2 separate regions of the Homo sapiens genome follow, and region 1 is linked to region 2. Evidence: chromatin contacts called from ENCODE Hi-C or POLR2A ChIA-PET data. All regions are on one chromosome and are shown on one strand. The core of a region is the stretch at or near the end of the contact, and the rest is flanking DNA. Distances in the headings are between cores, read along the strand shown. Region 1 overlaps CD58 (CD58 molecule). Region 2 has its middle 42 kb from the start of MAB21L3.

Region 1 (7,492 bases), core at 137-2,636, 400 kb after region 2:
TTTTCTCTCTTTTTCTTTTAATGAGTTAGGTCAACATCAAGGTATTCACACTGTCTGAATTAACTGGGTGAGAACTGGGCATGGGGTGAGTTTTTGCTGTTTAAAAGCAAAGAGAGATGGAGGGAGGGAAAAAATTTTATCAGTGATCGCCTAAAAAGATTTTCTATGCTAGCCAGATAATTTTTGAAGGTTTTTTTGTTTTGAAGAATTTTGAATTTTTTTTAAATAAAGATATGAGGGTACCTAATACCTAATCAGCACTACATGTATAGAGTGATCACATATCTAAAAACAGGTCTGATCTCAAATATTCTGTTGCAGTGTTTCTACAAAACATCAACACCTCAATTTTAATAGTTCTTTTTGTATGGCCTGAAGTTGTAACTGGAACCCAAGTTTTATAGATGAAGTATCCTGATTTCTTATTTAGAAAATCTGGTCACCGTTAACTATGGGTTAATGAAAAGGAACTCTCAACCCCCAGCACAAATTCCTCTGCAAATTATTACTCAGGGCCTGAGATTCAGATTGACTGGTACTTTTTTTTTTTACTTAATCTAACACTTGTATGGCCCTGGCTCTGTGCCAGGCACTGTTGCAAGGGCTCTATAAATAGGTACTCACCACTGGGAGCAGTGGCTCATGCCTGTAATCCCAGCACTTTGGGAGGCCAAGGCAGGTGGATCACTTGAGGTCAGGAGTTCCAGACCAGCCTGGCCAACATGGTGAAACCCCGTCTCTACTAAAAATACAAAATTAGCTGGGCGTGGTGGCACTCGCCTGTAATCCCAGTTACATGGGAGGCTGAGGCAGGAGAATCGCTTGAACCCGGGAGGTGGAGGTTGCAGTGGCCAAGACTGTGCCACTGCACTCCAGCCTGGGTGACAGAGCAAGACTCCATCTCAGAAAAAAAAAAAAAAAAAAAAAAAAAATCAGAATCCTAAAAACATATTAAGAAGGTTTTATTTCTAACCTTATTATTTTGCAGGTGAGGAAACTGAGGCACAACAATGTTAAGTAATGAAGCCAGATTTGAACCTGGACAATCTGACTGCAGAATCAGTGCTCTTAACCATTGTTTCTTATTTAGCTTGCTACATGGCATAAGGCTCTTAAAGATAGTGACATGATGCAGGGTTTCTCAGGATACAATCTATAGACAGCATTGGAACAGCAGATGTTGCAAATGAGAAAGTCAAACTGAGTTAAGCACACCTCCAAACCTACAGGTGAGGCACTAAGCTCTGTGGTTTCCAAATCATCGAATGCTAGAGCTGAAGAGGGCCTCAGAGAGCAAGACTCCAGTCAAGGAAGAAAAAGCCAGACCAGAAACAATAAAAAGAAAACGAGCAAACAAAGGAGTCACAAAGAAACAGAACTGTGGCAAATGACGCATTAGACGAAGACCAGCAATTCCACCCACAGAGGAGATACCAGCGGGCCAAGTGTGAGTCAGAAGGGACTGGTGAGGACTTGCGCACCAGTGAGCCTACAGGGAGGGGCCTGCCATGTGGAAACAGGAGCTGTGCCTCAGCTCCTGCCATGTGGAAACAGAGGCCCACCATTGCCAGGTTCCCAATTTTTCAAAAAAAGCCAGATATTCACATTTTGTGTGAAAATTCCTGTTCTTGAAAGTTGGCAACTAATTCAAATCTGAGCTTAGGGGTAACCCCAGCCAGGCTAGCCCTATCAGGACAAGGACAAAGGTGTTCCTGTTTTTGGCTGTATCCCCATATGTCTGGCATATGGACTTTCAATAAATATCTGTTGAATGAATTAACTAAAATGATTAAAATACAACTTAAATGTAGTTCAAAAGATAAGGCTTCCTGACAGAATAGCAAAATTTGACAGTCACCCCAAACCCTGGGCTTTGTGAAATCCCAAATTGCTGTGGAACCTGGCTGAAGAAGGAGGACTTCGTAAGGAGAGATGGAGAAAGAAGTTTAACTGGAGCTTAAAAATAAAATGGCTCAGGAGCCCTCATATACAACCAAAACAGACTCAGTTTTTCAGCCCCACTTTCTGCCTCATCACCAAAGCAAGATGGGAGGACCTGCGGGCTCCACCTTCCCAACTCCACAGCTGTCCCTTTTGAGATGTTCCCTCTCAAGTTTAAGTAGATTTTACCAACTAAGTGTTATAGGATGCAGGGCACCACACCAGATAAACTTGTACCCACTCATGGATGTCAGCCCCAATCAAACTTAACAGCCTCGCTATGGTTTGAGGAGGTTCACTGATGTCATTTCTTTCTTTTCTTTCTTTTTATTTTTCTCTTTCTTTCCCTCTCTCTCTCCCTCCTTCCCTCCCCTTCCTTCCTTCCTTCCTTTTTCTTTTTGGAGACAGGGTCTCATTCTGTCACCCAGGTTGGTGTGCAGTGGTGCAATCGTGGCTCACTGTAGCTTCAACCTCCTGGGCTCAAGTGATCCTTCTGCCTCAGCCTCCCAAGTAGCTAGAACTACAGTTGCATGCCACCACGCCCAGCTAATTTTTATATTTTTTGTAGAAACAAGGTCTCACTATGTTGCTCAGGCTGATCTCAAACTCGTGGGCTCAAGTGATCCTCCTCCCTGGGCCTTCTGAAGTGCTGAGATTACAAGCATGAGCCACCATGCCCAGCCAATGCCATACCTTAGAGACAAGCTAATCACTCTTCCGGGATTTGAAGGAAAGGGTTTTCTTGAGTTTGTTCTTAGAAATAAACAATGTAATTTTAAGATACTTCTCTCTCTCTCTCTAAAATATTTTAAGGCTCACACTGCCTGCAGATTTTAGCAGGTAAAGTAAAAGTTCATTTGACCAAAAAAAAAAAAAAAAGAAAGAAAAAAGAAAAATTCCCTTAAAAGTTTCAGTACCTGAATATATGAATATTGGTATTTCCCTCTGAATATAAGACATCATAATGGTGATTCATTTAAAGCCTCGTGCAAGCCCAGAGATAGCAGGGTCTTGGGGCATTTTTGCTCCCAAGTGAGCAGATGGATTTCTCATCTGGATATGGGTCACTGAGCACAGCCTTGTCCCTCTCACTTCTCTGCGTTTGGTCTTCACATCACGGCACATTTTCAGTTGATGCCTACTTGCAGTATCAGGATGTGTGGCAATCTGGGAAGCAACATCTCTATCTACACACCCATATATGCATTTATAGTATTGAGGAGCGGCCAATCTCCTAAAATGTCTAGGCTAGTAATTGTATCAAATAACCTGTCCTATTAAGGCCATAAATATTCTCATATTAGTCAGTCCCAATTTTGGGGGTAGAAAATGTGCTTACCAGGCATGGAGATAATAAAGAGGAGTAGCACTGTTTGTTTTAACTCAATCAAGTTTCATACAGTTGTGACTCTTGCCTAGCTCTTAGCAAGTCCAATCCAAGGAGCCCTAGGCCAGCTCAGCCTCAGTAATAATATTTAACAGTAGCAGCAGCACGAAGATTCACTGCAGGCTTACTATGTGACAAGCACTTGTTCCAAGAGCTGTTTGTGTATTAACTCATTTAATCCTCAACTCAACTCTGAGGTAGTTCTTATTATTCATTTATTTGTTCATCAAATGTTCATGGAGTCCTGCCTATGTGCCAGACACTGAAATAAGCAGGCAGGATATAGCAATGAACAAAACAGACAAAATCCCAGCCCTCTTGGAGTCTATTTTTCAGTGGAGGGAAGAACATAATAAATGAAAAAGTAAATATCTTTTATTTGGATGATGTTGGATGATGTTAAGTGCTATAGAGAAAAATAAAGCAGAGTGTGGGGGCTGAGGAGTACTGGTAAGGAAAGGAGTTGGATGGCATGGGGGGCAGTCATAAGTTGGCATCTGAGCAGAGTCCAGAAAAGCAGGGGAGCGAGCCTAAGAACATCTGGGGTGAGAGTGAGAAAGGAGTTATTTCTTGAGAACACGCCTATCAAAGTAAGGTGGTTTGCTCCGCTGGACACTTGGTTGATAGAGAAGGTCAAAGATTCCGAAGCACCAGGCTACAGATGAAGAAATGGACTGAGAGGGTCAGCTGACTGCATTCACTCAGCTAGCAAGGGGCAGAGCTGGTGTCCAGACACAGGCAGTCGGCCCCAGAGCCTGCACTGTTGGCCAGAACATCAGATGCCTTGGTTGGGGCCATTCCTCTTTTTTCCTGATCGATTCCACCCTTAGCCGGTCCCAGTTAGTGACTTCTCTTATTTCCTTAAGACAGAGATTTACTGATTTCAGCCACACCACCACCAGTTTCCCTGCCCTCATCTACTTCATACTGAAACTGCAGCCACCTGTCTCCCAACGGTTACAAACCCTCGGTCCCCAAGGCCAGAGCAAGGTTCCCGGACCTTGCTCTCAGCTGTCAATCTGCCTCCTCGATAAGTTCATCAAGAATTAAGATGTTGGTTCTCTAAATCAACTTCTTTCTGTACTTTCCTTCTAATATGATGCTAAAATAGTTTCCTTTTTAATTCTTGTTCTTGCACTTAACCTATTTCTTCTTTCTCAAGATGTTTCCCTTTAGACCTATGCAATCCATCAAAGTAGCTACCAGCTACAAGTGGCTAGTGAGAACCTGAAATATGGTTAGTTCAAATGGAGATGTGTTCTGAGTATCAAATACACACCAGAATCTGAAGACCTGGTATTAAAAAGTGGAACATAAAATCTCTTGTTAATATTTTTTTGTAGTAACTACTAGGTTAGTGCAAAAGTAATTGCCGGTTTTTGCCATTAAAAAAAAATAGCAAAAACCACAATAACTTTTGCACCAACCTAATACATGTCGAAATGAAAATATTATGGATATATTAGGTTAACTAAAATATATTATTAAAATTAATTTCACATGTTCCATATTATACTTCTATTTGAGAGCACTTCTTTAGCCTGTTGTTTCAAGACACTCACATCCCACCTTTCTCAAAGGCCACATTTGTCTTTGACTGTTCTCACCTTAGATAGGATACAGCTGAGATCCACAGTATGCTTTAGGGAATAAGGTTCTTACTAGATCGGTTAAGGCTGTGAGTGTTTTTAAATCTATTCTCCAAAGTCTGATTCAAGGTATTTCAATACAGTACTGATCATTTCACTAAAATTCCTTGAGAATCCTTGTTATTTTCTAGATACTCAGTTCATCGTTGGGAAACTCTATTGCAAGTAGTTTACAATGGCACAGCCTCATTAGTTTCTTATTAATCTGATTTTTTATTTTTTTCTGAATGTGTATGTTAAACTTCAATTTTCTTCTAATTTTTAACTGGCATAGGAAGAAAATGTTCAAGAAACTACAGACTGGTCAGCCCAGTGGAAATTCAGGCACTAATCTCAACAGACATTTTGGGGAACATTGTAAAGTAAGCAAAGTTCACTAGAACCTATAAAGTAACCAAAAAGCATTTTCCTTGGAGGCTGATGGGCAGGCACTGAAAGTTATCTCCAAAGAGGAACTGCTAAAATGTTTTCCCCTCCTTTTCTAGGGACAGTCTCTGTATCTTATAGTCACACTTTATATTCAAACCTGAACTTATCTGAGAAAAGAGAAACGGCTGCATCCTGGTTTCACTTACAACCCTGAGATGGAAGTTGAGATTTGTCATTGCAGAATTTAAGGGTCTGTGTCCTTAAGTAAAACCTTCTGGTCACCCCTCAAGTAAAGCTTCAAAAAAGCTTAGGCACTTGTGCAGAAACAGCATGAGAAGAAACCAAAAGGCAGAAAACTTACACATATAAGGGCTGATTTATGCAAAGTTTCTACTTTTAAACAGAGAAACCAATACCTACCCTCAAAGCCTGTATTTACTAAAGAAATGTTAGAGTGACAAGGAGGTCAATAAAATAAATTATTCAAATCTGGTTCTTAAAAAGAGGTTCTAAGACTATTTTAAAACTTCTGAAAGATGCCCATCAAAATTAAAACAAAAAAACATAGCAACGAATACAATGAGTGAAACTTGATTAGATCCGGGTTTTTTAACAAAAGACACTCTTGTGACAAGTGGGGAAATCTGAATACGGGTAAAAGTTAGGTGATGTTACAGGATTAGTGTTAATATTTATAGATGTTATGATGTTATTGAGATTATGCAAAAGTGTCTAGGAGTGAAATGTGGGTACCTAGAGAATGTAAATATAATAATGTTAATAATAAATATGTCAATAAATTGCCATTGTAAATTCTATGTCCCAAAGAAGCACCCCTCACCATTACAAATTATGATATTAAATACAATTTTGCATGACTGGTAATTGTGCTGACCTATATTTCCCATGTTTTAGCAGAATTTCATTGGACAATGTATACATGTTGGATATAAGAAATCAGTAGTACTCATCTTCAAAAAGTTGCTTAGTGGATCTCAGGCTAGGGATACAACAGAGCATATAAAGGAATAGGTTCTGATTCAGAGAGAATCAAAGTTCAAGTTCACTCTGCCACTTATTTGCTGTGTGAACTTGGACACATTACTGAACCTACCTAAGCTTTGTTCTCCTATTAAATGTTCCCTATGTAATAAAATCAGTGTGACAATTAAATAAAAACATCTCAAATCTGAAGCATAGCTCCTGGCACAGAGCAGGTACTTACCTCCTAGTGGCTATTATTACTTACACTCTGTTATAACACTGGGCCTAGTTTTCCTATAGGAACACACAACACTATTTTAACTTGGATTATCTTTGCTAAATAAAAAAACACAGACTGTCTAAGTCTCAACTCCAGCAAAGCACATGAACAAGTCTCACATAATAATGTGAGATAATTTCAAATGGAGAAATGCTGGACAAATACATTGTCATCTAATGTTCAGATTCAACAATCTTTACTATTAAAAAAAAACAGATCAATATAAGGAAAATTTTAAAAAATAATACATGACTTCTGCATACAAGGAACTTAAAATCTAGTTATGCAGATAGTTGGCAATAAAGGATCTGTAAAATGTCAACAACAGCAGAATAAGACAGACTCTGTTAATAATAAAATAGTTCCTACCTTTTTATTTTTTATTTTTTTGCTCTGTTACCCAGGCTGGAATGCAGTTGTGTCATCATGGCTCACTGCAGCCTCAAATTCCCAGACTCAAGCAATTGCCAGGCTCATCTCAGCCTCCTGAGTAGCTGGGACTACAGGCGTGCACCACCACACCTGGCTAACTTTTTGTAGAGATGGGGTGTATTAGTCCATTCTCGCACTGCTAATAATGACATACATGAGACTGGGTAATTTATCAAGGAAAGAGGCTCAATGGACTCACAGTTCCACATGGCCAGGGAAACCTCACAATCATGGCAGAAGGCAAAGGAGAAGCAAAGTCATGTCTTAATGGTGGCAGGCAAGAGAGAGCGTGTGCAGGGGAACTCCCCTTTATGAAACCATCAGATCTTGTGAGACTTATTCACTATCACAAGAACAGTATAGAGGAAACTGCCCTCATGATTCAATTATCTCCACCTGGCCCTGCCCTTGACACACGGGGATTATTACAATTCAAGGTGAGATTTGGGT
Region 2 (7,163 bases), core at 747-3,246:
AAGAGTTAGCCTTGAGGCCACCACCCACCATATTCAACCCACCAGCACATCCCTTGGCTCTCCTTTCTCCATGTAGTCCAGGTAGGCCTCATACCCTGCAGGTCAGCCCACCCCAGGCCAGGTCATGCCTCTCTCTTCCAGACTGCTGCAGACCTACTCTTGCCCCCCGACCTCACACCAGTCCTCCCCACACAAGAGCAAGGGGGGCAACCTGCAAACTCAATCATGCTTATTTTCCCTGCTCTCATCCTCCCAATAGCTTCTCATCTCTTAGGAAAAAAAAAGGGAAACTCCCCACCAAGGCCCACAAGGATTATGTGATCTGACTTGGGCCATTCTCTCTTTCCTCGCCAACTACCACGCTCCTTCACACTGTTCCAACCATACCACACTGGCTTCCTTGCTTTGCTTCAGACACCCAAGCTCCATCCTGCCCAGGGCCTCAGTACCTGTTTCCCCCTTTGCTCAGAAATCCCATGCTCCATGCTGACATGTCCCAACCCTCCCCGAACAGCCTAACACAGCTAGCCCCCAGCACTCTTGCCCTGCACCATACTTCACTCTCCCCATAGTGGTTTGCTGGTTCTCCTATTAGAATAAATATAAACTCTATGCCGGGAGAGGGCTTGTCTTATTCACTGTTGTATTATATCTCCGGCACTTGGAACAATGCTCAGTGGGTAAGAGCTCAATGAATAGTTGTTAAATAGATAATTGCATGAAGGAATGGATGAATACATGATTTTGCTCCATAATATGTATCTGCTTTGTGGCAGGGCTTGGATTTGAACCCGGGTCTTCTAATTCTCAGGCCAGGCTCTTTCCTCTACAAAGTAACATTTTGAGAGTCTGAAGAATCCCACATCTTTAGTTTTAGAGAAAGAAAAATTGCCTCTGGCTCCAGAAGCCTGTTTTCCCAGAAGGGCCTGGCTGTCCTCACTATGCAGAACACAGCTTGATGCAGCAGAGCTTGAGAATGCACACTCATGCTGCAGAGGGGCCAGCCTGGCAGCTCATCACAGCAGCCACTGACAACTGTGGGCACTGGTGGATACTTTGTAGCAGGTGTTTGCTGGACATGCCTAGCTTAACTGGGTTCCAACGTGCAACATGTAGACTGAACAACACACACACACACACACACACACACACACACACACACACACACACACACACTGCATTTAAACAAAGCACATCAGAAAAGAGTTCAGGCTTTCACCCTCCCTTCCTGCCAAGCACGGAGACAAACAGTACTGGTCTTGGTTCTCTTTGTCTCTGAGTCTAGACCATTCATTTCCTCTCATTCAACCAGCTTTATTTTTGGCGATGTAACTTTCTTTCGTGAGCATATATATTATGTTCTCAGACTTTGTAACCTATGAATCTCCTGTGAGGACCGACCTACGAATGCTCAGAATACAAAGGCCGGAGTGAGCAGTGCTCTCTGTGAGAGAGAATGTTACGGCAAATGAAAAAACCACCTTCACCACCTAAGCAGGATTCTTGCTTCTAATGCAAAATGTAACCTCCCTCTATAGGATGGATAGAGGGATATTAGGTTGAGCACTCAACACACTGGGGTGCTTACCACAGAGTACCCCAAAGTGTGGTTTAGGTCTGAGGGACCGGGTGAGCAAGGAAGGCTGCACCGGTGTAGGGACAGGCACAGTCTGGGTCCTTTGGTGGCCGGGGGTACAAAGGAAGCAGAGCCTGGGCTCCCATCCTCTCCTGCTGTCACAGCCCCTCCATGGAGGCCCTGGCCCTTCTCTCCTCCTCTCTCCTGCCTCTTTCCAGGATGTTCTTTGCCCCACAGTGAGATGTGAGGGGCATCAAGAAGGCTCCCTGCCATTGACTCTCTCTGTCCAGGGACCGCCATATGTGACTTGTGCTGTCTGTGACCAGGACGCGGGCTCTTGAAGGAGCAGCGAGGAGCAAGAGAGAGGGGAGCGGACGCCCCGACTCGCGCAGGGCTGAGGCTGGAGGGGAAGACTCACAGGGACTACGGTCTACGGGGAGGCCGCCTTGCGCGCCGCGGCTCGGAAGCGGCAGGGGGCGCCCGCGGCTCCTCGCGGCCCCGAGCCGTGAAGGGCTGGGGAAATTCCTCCCGCTGAAGGCAGAGAGCAGACTGGGACACTGCGGTTCCCGAGAGCCGCAGCCCCGCCGCCTCCGCCCACGCTGGCCCTCGGGAGGCGGAAGACTAGCTGACGGCGGCCCCCACACGCGCTCTGCAGCCTGGGGGTAACCCTCAGCCCACCCAGTGCCCAGCGAGGGGGCTCTGATCCACAGGCTCCGCCCAGCTCCCTGGGTCCTCTTTTCAGTGGGCCTCTTTTATTGCCTAGCACTGGGGATCGGGGTGGGGGGTGGACAGTTACCCCAGTATAGATACTGGCTCATCCGGACATATCTGTGCTGCTGCAGGGCACTCAGCCTCCTTCCCTGCAAGATTAGAGGGGCTGTGGAAGACAGAAGAAAGATGCTGTGCTCTTATGGACTCCTTTTCCTTAGACTAATGCCCACGGGGAAAGGAAAGGAAAGGGAAGGGAAGGGAGGGGAGGGAGTTAAGCGCTCCATCACCCCCAGGCCAGGCGTCATGGTAGGAAGGTCATAAAGAGGGTGGGTGGGTCAGAATGCTCCAGGAAAGGAAAGGATGGGACACCAAGATTTGCAGATACTGCCTATGTGCCTGGCACATATTTTAGGGGCTTTGTGCTTTATCTCATTTAATCCCCTCGGCACTCCTTTGGAGTAGGTAGGCAGCATAAACCCATTTTGCCAATGAACACTTGGAGGCTCACAGAGAAAAAAGAACTTGCCCAAGGTCATGGGCTGGAGTGGACAGAGCCATATTCTTTATGCGTTTGTCATAATGAGTTCCTTACAGTGCAGGTGACAGGAGAGACATGAAGGCACAGCCTACCAGGACCAGAAGTCCAGGAGGAAGACTCAGTCCTTCTGCTGGGCCCTGCAACCCTATGAGCCTCGCAGGAACCAAGAGAGAGGGAGTTGAGCAGAGAGGGACCCAGAGGCACCCTCTGTGGGTGCTGTTCCCTGACCTTGACATAGAGGACATTCCTCAACATGGATGTGGGTCAAGGTCCTTCCCTGATGGTGGAATGGGTGGAGCTCGTAGTGTGACAGATGGTAGAGAAAGGTGTTCTTACAATTGCCCCTGGGCTAACATTTTCCAGTTGTACCTTTGAACGCTCTAAAAAATCCTAAAAATCACTTTCACAAAAGTTAATCATTCACTCTGCAGGCCAGATGACCTTTGCTATGTAGTTGGGGTTTTGTTTGCTTTTTTTTTTTAAAGTCTTGTAGTTTGTAATTGGACACATATCCTTTAGGTGAAGAAGAAAATAATTTAGGGTCTAGTAAAAGGCTTGGTTTTCTTCTTGCCCTCCATCTCCCAGGAGTTTAGAAACATTTTCTCAGTGAGAGGCTATAAATTGAAGACTGAAAACAAATTAATCTTCCAAAGCTGTGGCCTTCATGGAGTACTATATACAGGAGACCCCAGGAGACAAAAACATACCAAAACCAAAAAATCAATAAAATCCAAGCCATCACCCACCCTGCACCTGATTCCTTAGGCCCCTGCTGTCATCTGGGTGGCAGCTAAGTTTACCAACAGAGAGGATTCTGGAAATTTCATTGGTACAGTACTCTAACCAGCTTTGCCCTTTGAGAAATGGACTTTGGAAATTGCATTGGTACAGTACTCTAACCAGCTTTGCCCTTTGAGAGATGGATTCTGGAAATTTCATTGGTACAGTACTGTAACCAGCTTTGCCCTTTGAGAGATGGATTTTGGAAATTTCATTGGTACAGTACTCTAAACAGCTTTGCTCTTAGAGAGATGCAAGTGTGGAGCTTTTCTATTTTAATATTTCAATCACCTAAAAGTTAATTGACCTCCTATAATAATTTGGGAGGTCAAATTGGCTATGTAAACTGGACAAGCCACCCAACTTCTTTAGGCCTCAGATTCCCCTTCTGTGCAGAGGCTGGGGAGTAAGCTCCAAGTTCTCTTCAAAGGCTAATGCTCTGCAGCCTGTAATCCTGCAGGTTGCCTTAACAGGCTCCCCAGCTCTGTTCCATTAACTATTTTTGGCTCAGTGATTAGAAGGCCTTGTTGGGCCACACCCTTACCTCTGACATTCTGACAACTGGCTGGACATTTTCACTAGGTATCCCACTGGGCACTCAAACTCAAGATGCACAAACCAAACACATCACCTCTCCTTTCTTCTCCTCCTCTCAGCCTAACTCTGACTTCCCTTTCTCTCCTTCAGGCATCTGAGCTGGGAACATCAATATCGTCTTTAATGTCTCGCTATCCAACAGCTTCCACATTCAGTGAGTTCCCGAGACCTGAATATCTGGCTGCGAAGAGCCCTCCTCTTCATAGTCCCACAGCTTCTGTCCAGCTCAGGCCCTTGACCCCCTCACATGGGCTCTTGCCACCACATCCAGCATGCCCAACAACCTCCCCTCCTTTTTCCTTTCTCTCCCCACTCTGACACATACAAAGTGTCACTACCAGATCATCGCACTCACCCACAGCTCCGGCAAGCCTCTCCCCTGCTACAGAAACTTGAATGGTTTTCTTTTGCCAGCTGAGCAAACAATTGCCATTCGGGACCTCCATGATATAGCCTTAACCTAACTTCCCTCCTGCACCCACTCCTTACACTTCAGCCAAACTCAGTGTCCTTCACACACAGGCCAGCTTTTCTCGTCTGTCTCCATACTCTTCACATTCTCTCTGGAACATGCACAGCTCCCATACCTGCCTATGAAAACTCTACTTCTTCATTAAGGCCGAGTTCAAATGATACTTTTACCTTGAAATTTCCCAGGAGATCCCACTTAAGATCAATTTCTCATTTATTTTTTCAGCCAACAAATATTTATTGAGCACCAACTATGTGCCAGGTTCTGTTCCAGGCCCTGAGAATTCAATGGCGAATAGGAAGGATGCATTCCTACTCACAGGGAGCTTGCTGTTGGTGGGTGACAGAACAAAAGGAAGCAAACAAACAAAGGGTAGATCCTAGTAAGGGCGATGGAGGCGCTCTTGGAGTGGTTGACCTTTATTACAGTCTACTTGTAGTATGCCTTTTTGCAATTAAATGCTACCTTGAACACCCTCTGAGGGAAGAATCTGAGTCTCATTTATCATTGTGACTTCCACAGTGCCTGACATCACCTCATCCGTGTAATACCCCCTCAGAGTGCATTTGTGGAAGGAAGGGAAGAAGAAAGGAAAGAAGGAAGGGATGGAGGGAGGGAAGCAAGAAAGAAAGAGAAGGATTTGAAAAACATTTAAACAAATACTCCAGGTCAGGAGTGGAGCACCTATTAATATCTTACTAATTAAAACACAAACGATATTCTCATTTTGCATTTGTCAAAGGTTGTCAACTTTGCAATCCCTAGAGGTGCCTAGAGGTGTTTTTCTGTGTAAGAGCCTCACTCGAGATAGGAGAGGCAACATGGGGCAGGGGAAGGGCACTGCATGGATCTGGGATTTAGTCCCTGCCCTGCCACATAATGGTTGGGAGGTTTTGACAAGTTCCTGAATCTCTCTGAGCCTTAATGTCCTCATCTGTAAAATGGGGATCATAAAACCTGCCTCACAGACTTGGAAAACTAAATGACAAATTCAGCACCCCAAAATCATAAAATTAATTCAGGAGTATCCTAAGTTCTTATACTGGCTTTGTTTGGAGGACACGAAAGTAGGCTATCTGCCTCCAAAAGCAGAAATCTTTGGATATAGGAATATTTAAAAATATTATTTTTAAATCTCTTGTTCTGGATTCTTAAGGAAGAAAGAATCCTGGGCTCTCAACCTCACGCTACCTGAGAAGCAACTGTGCCCTTTCTTACTCTCCCCTAAAAAATGTACTCCCAGAATTGCGCTCCTTCCAACCATTAGAATTTGTTGCTTCAAGCACAGGAGCCATACAATTGCCTTCCCTAAAAAGCATCCTCTATTGCCTCCTGCTCCCAGAAAATATGGCATAAGATGAAGTCATCTCTTGCCCTTGGCTATGATTTGCTAGTGCCAGTGTGTGAAATGTGGCTTACCCATACCTTCTACTCACCAAACACAGATTGCAAAGATCCTGCAAAGGTCTCCCTTAGCCCACTGCCCTATTCCAATACTGTCTCAGACCCAACTTCACATCTTCTGTGCTTTCTAGAATTCACTCATCTCTGTATTCCCTATGTCAGACAGATTCCCATGGGGTTAGAGTGGTAGCAAATGACTTAGCCTCCAGATGTTTCATCCAGAATTAAGCCTCTTGAAACACATTATCACTCCAACATGATGTGCTTTCAATAGGGTAAGGACTATGCTGGTGACCGCTAGGAAATAAATTTGCCCCTTGCTTGTCCAAAGTGTCCGGATGGGCTCTAGAGTTTTGGCAAAAGTTCCTTGCAGCATCTTGAGCTGTTATTCCGTTTTAAAATTAAGTCCCTTGAAAATGGCTCTTGGCCTTTAAAATCTGCTTCTTTGACAAAGACAGCATATACACAGTTTCTTGGACAGATAACCCACTGGATATTTGATGAGTGTTCACTGAACTAAAGAAGGGGGAGTTACTCAAATATAAGCAATCTTTCATCAGCACATTCCTCACTCGAGTATTCCTAGAATATCACCCCTAACCCCTCCTGACCAGCTCAATTAACCAGAACCCCAGTGGGTATGTTTCCCAGTTTCTTGGTTTCTCTTCCTTCCTTAACACATACATGATTTTTGTTTTAGTTGGTGGGATTCAGAGGAGTAGGGGGTCTCTGAGATAAACATTTTTTTAACCTTTCCTATGGTGCTGATATCAGACAAATGTTTTAATGAAGTTGCGGAGAATTGGAGAGAATAGAATGGAATACTCTGGCAACTTTCATTCTTGCCTGAGAGTCCCCTTGCCCCTCCACTCCCACCTTTCACCACTTACTTCAAACATGGTAGAATAGCTCACACTCATGGTAAGAGAGATAATCACAAAAGGAAAAGAAGCATCTGGAGAGCAGTTATCGAAGGAGTGGCGAAGACTTCTCTGCTGTGGGTGAACTGAACTCTTGATTTTGTGAAGGTTAACTGGAGCTGGAGCTGCAGAGCTGTGAGTTCCTGCTCCCACTGGAAACTTTCT

The links. Hi-C counts contacts between places; a loop is a spot of excess contacts on that map. ChIA-PET counts read pairs that join two places held with the same protein, here RNA polymerase II (POLR2A). Pooled maps may share reads with other maps.
Region 1: a loop to region 2 is called in a pooled map, with 4 times the contacts of the local background. The contact joins two enhancer-like sites. A Hi-C loop is called at or near these places in 6 of 50 pooled maps. POLR2A ChIA-PET finds 5 or more read pairs at or near these places in 2 of 52 experiments (Caco-2 and activated CD8-positive, alpha-beta memory T cell).

The regions. Positions count from the first base shown.
Region 1 is chr1:116,555,350-116,562,841 of GRCh38, forward strand. All of the region lies in intron 1 of CD58 (CD58 molecule), which reads right to left. LOC105378925 (a long non-coding RNA gene) reads left to right here. Exons shown (of 3, transcript XR_947739.2): 3 at 1-5,838. It overlaps MIR548AC (microRNA 548ac), which reads right to left and starts at 4,762; the gene lies at 4,675-4,762. RefSeq lists enhancers at 1,235-1,484, 1,258-1,552, 3,229-3,278, 4,330-4,569, 7,169-7,318. Within about 2 kb of position 1,387, at least 19 of the 41 ENCODE cell types and tissues checked have a DNase peak (open chromatin) inside an H3K27ac peak, as active enhancers do.
Region 2 is chr1:116,150,140-116,157,302 of GRCh38, forward strand. No RefSeq gene overlaps it. Among named protein-coding and RNA genes, the nearest start is that of MAB21L3, 42 kb to the left of the region's middle. RefSeq lists a silencer at 1,948-2,367. Within about 2 kb of position 1,997, at least 20 of the 41 ENCODE cell types and tissues checked have a DNase peak (open chromatin) inside an H3K27ac peak, as active enhancers do.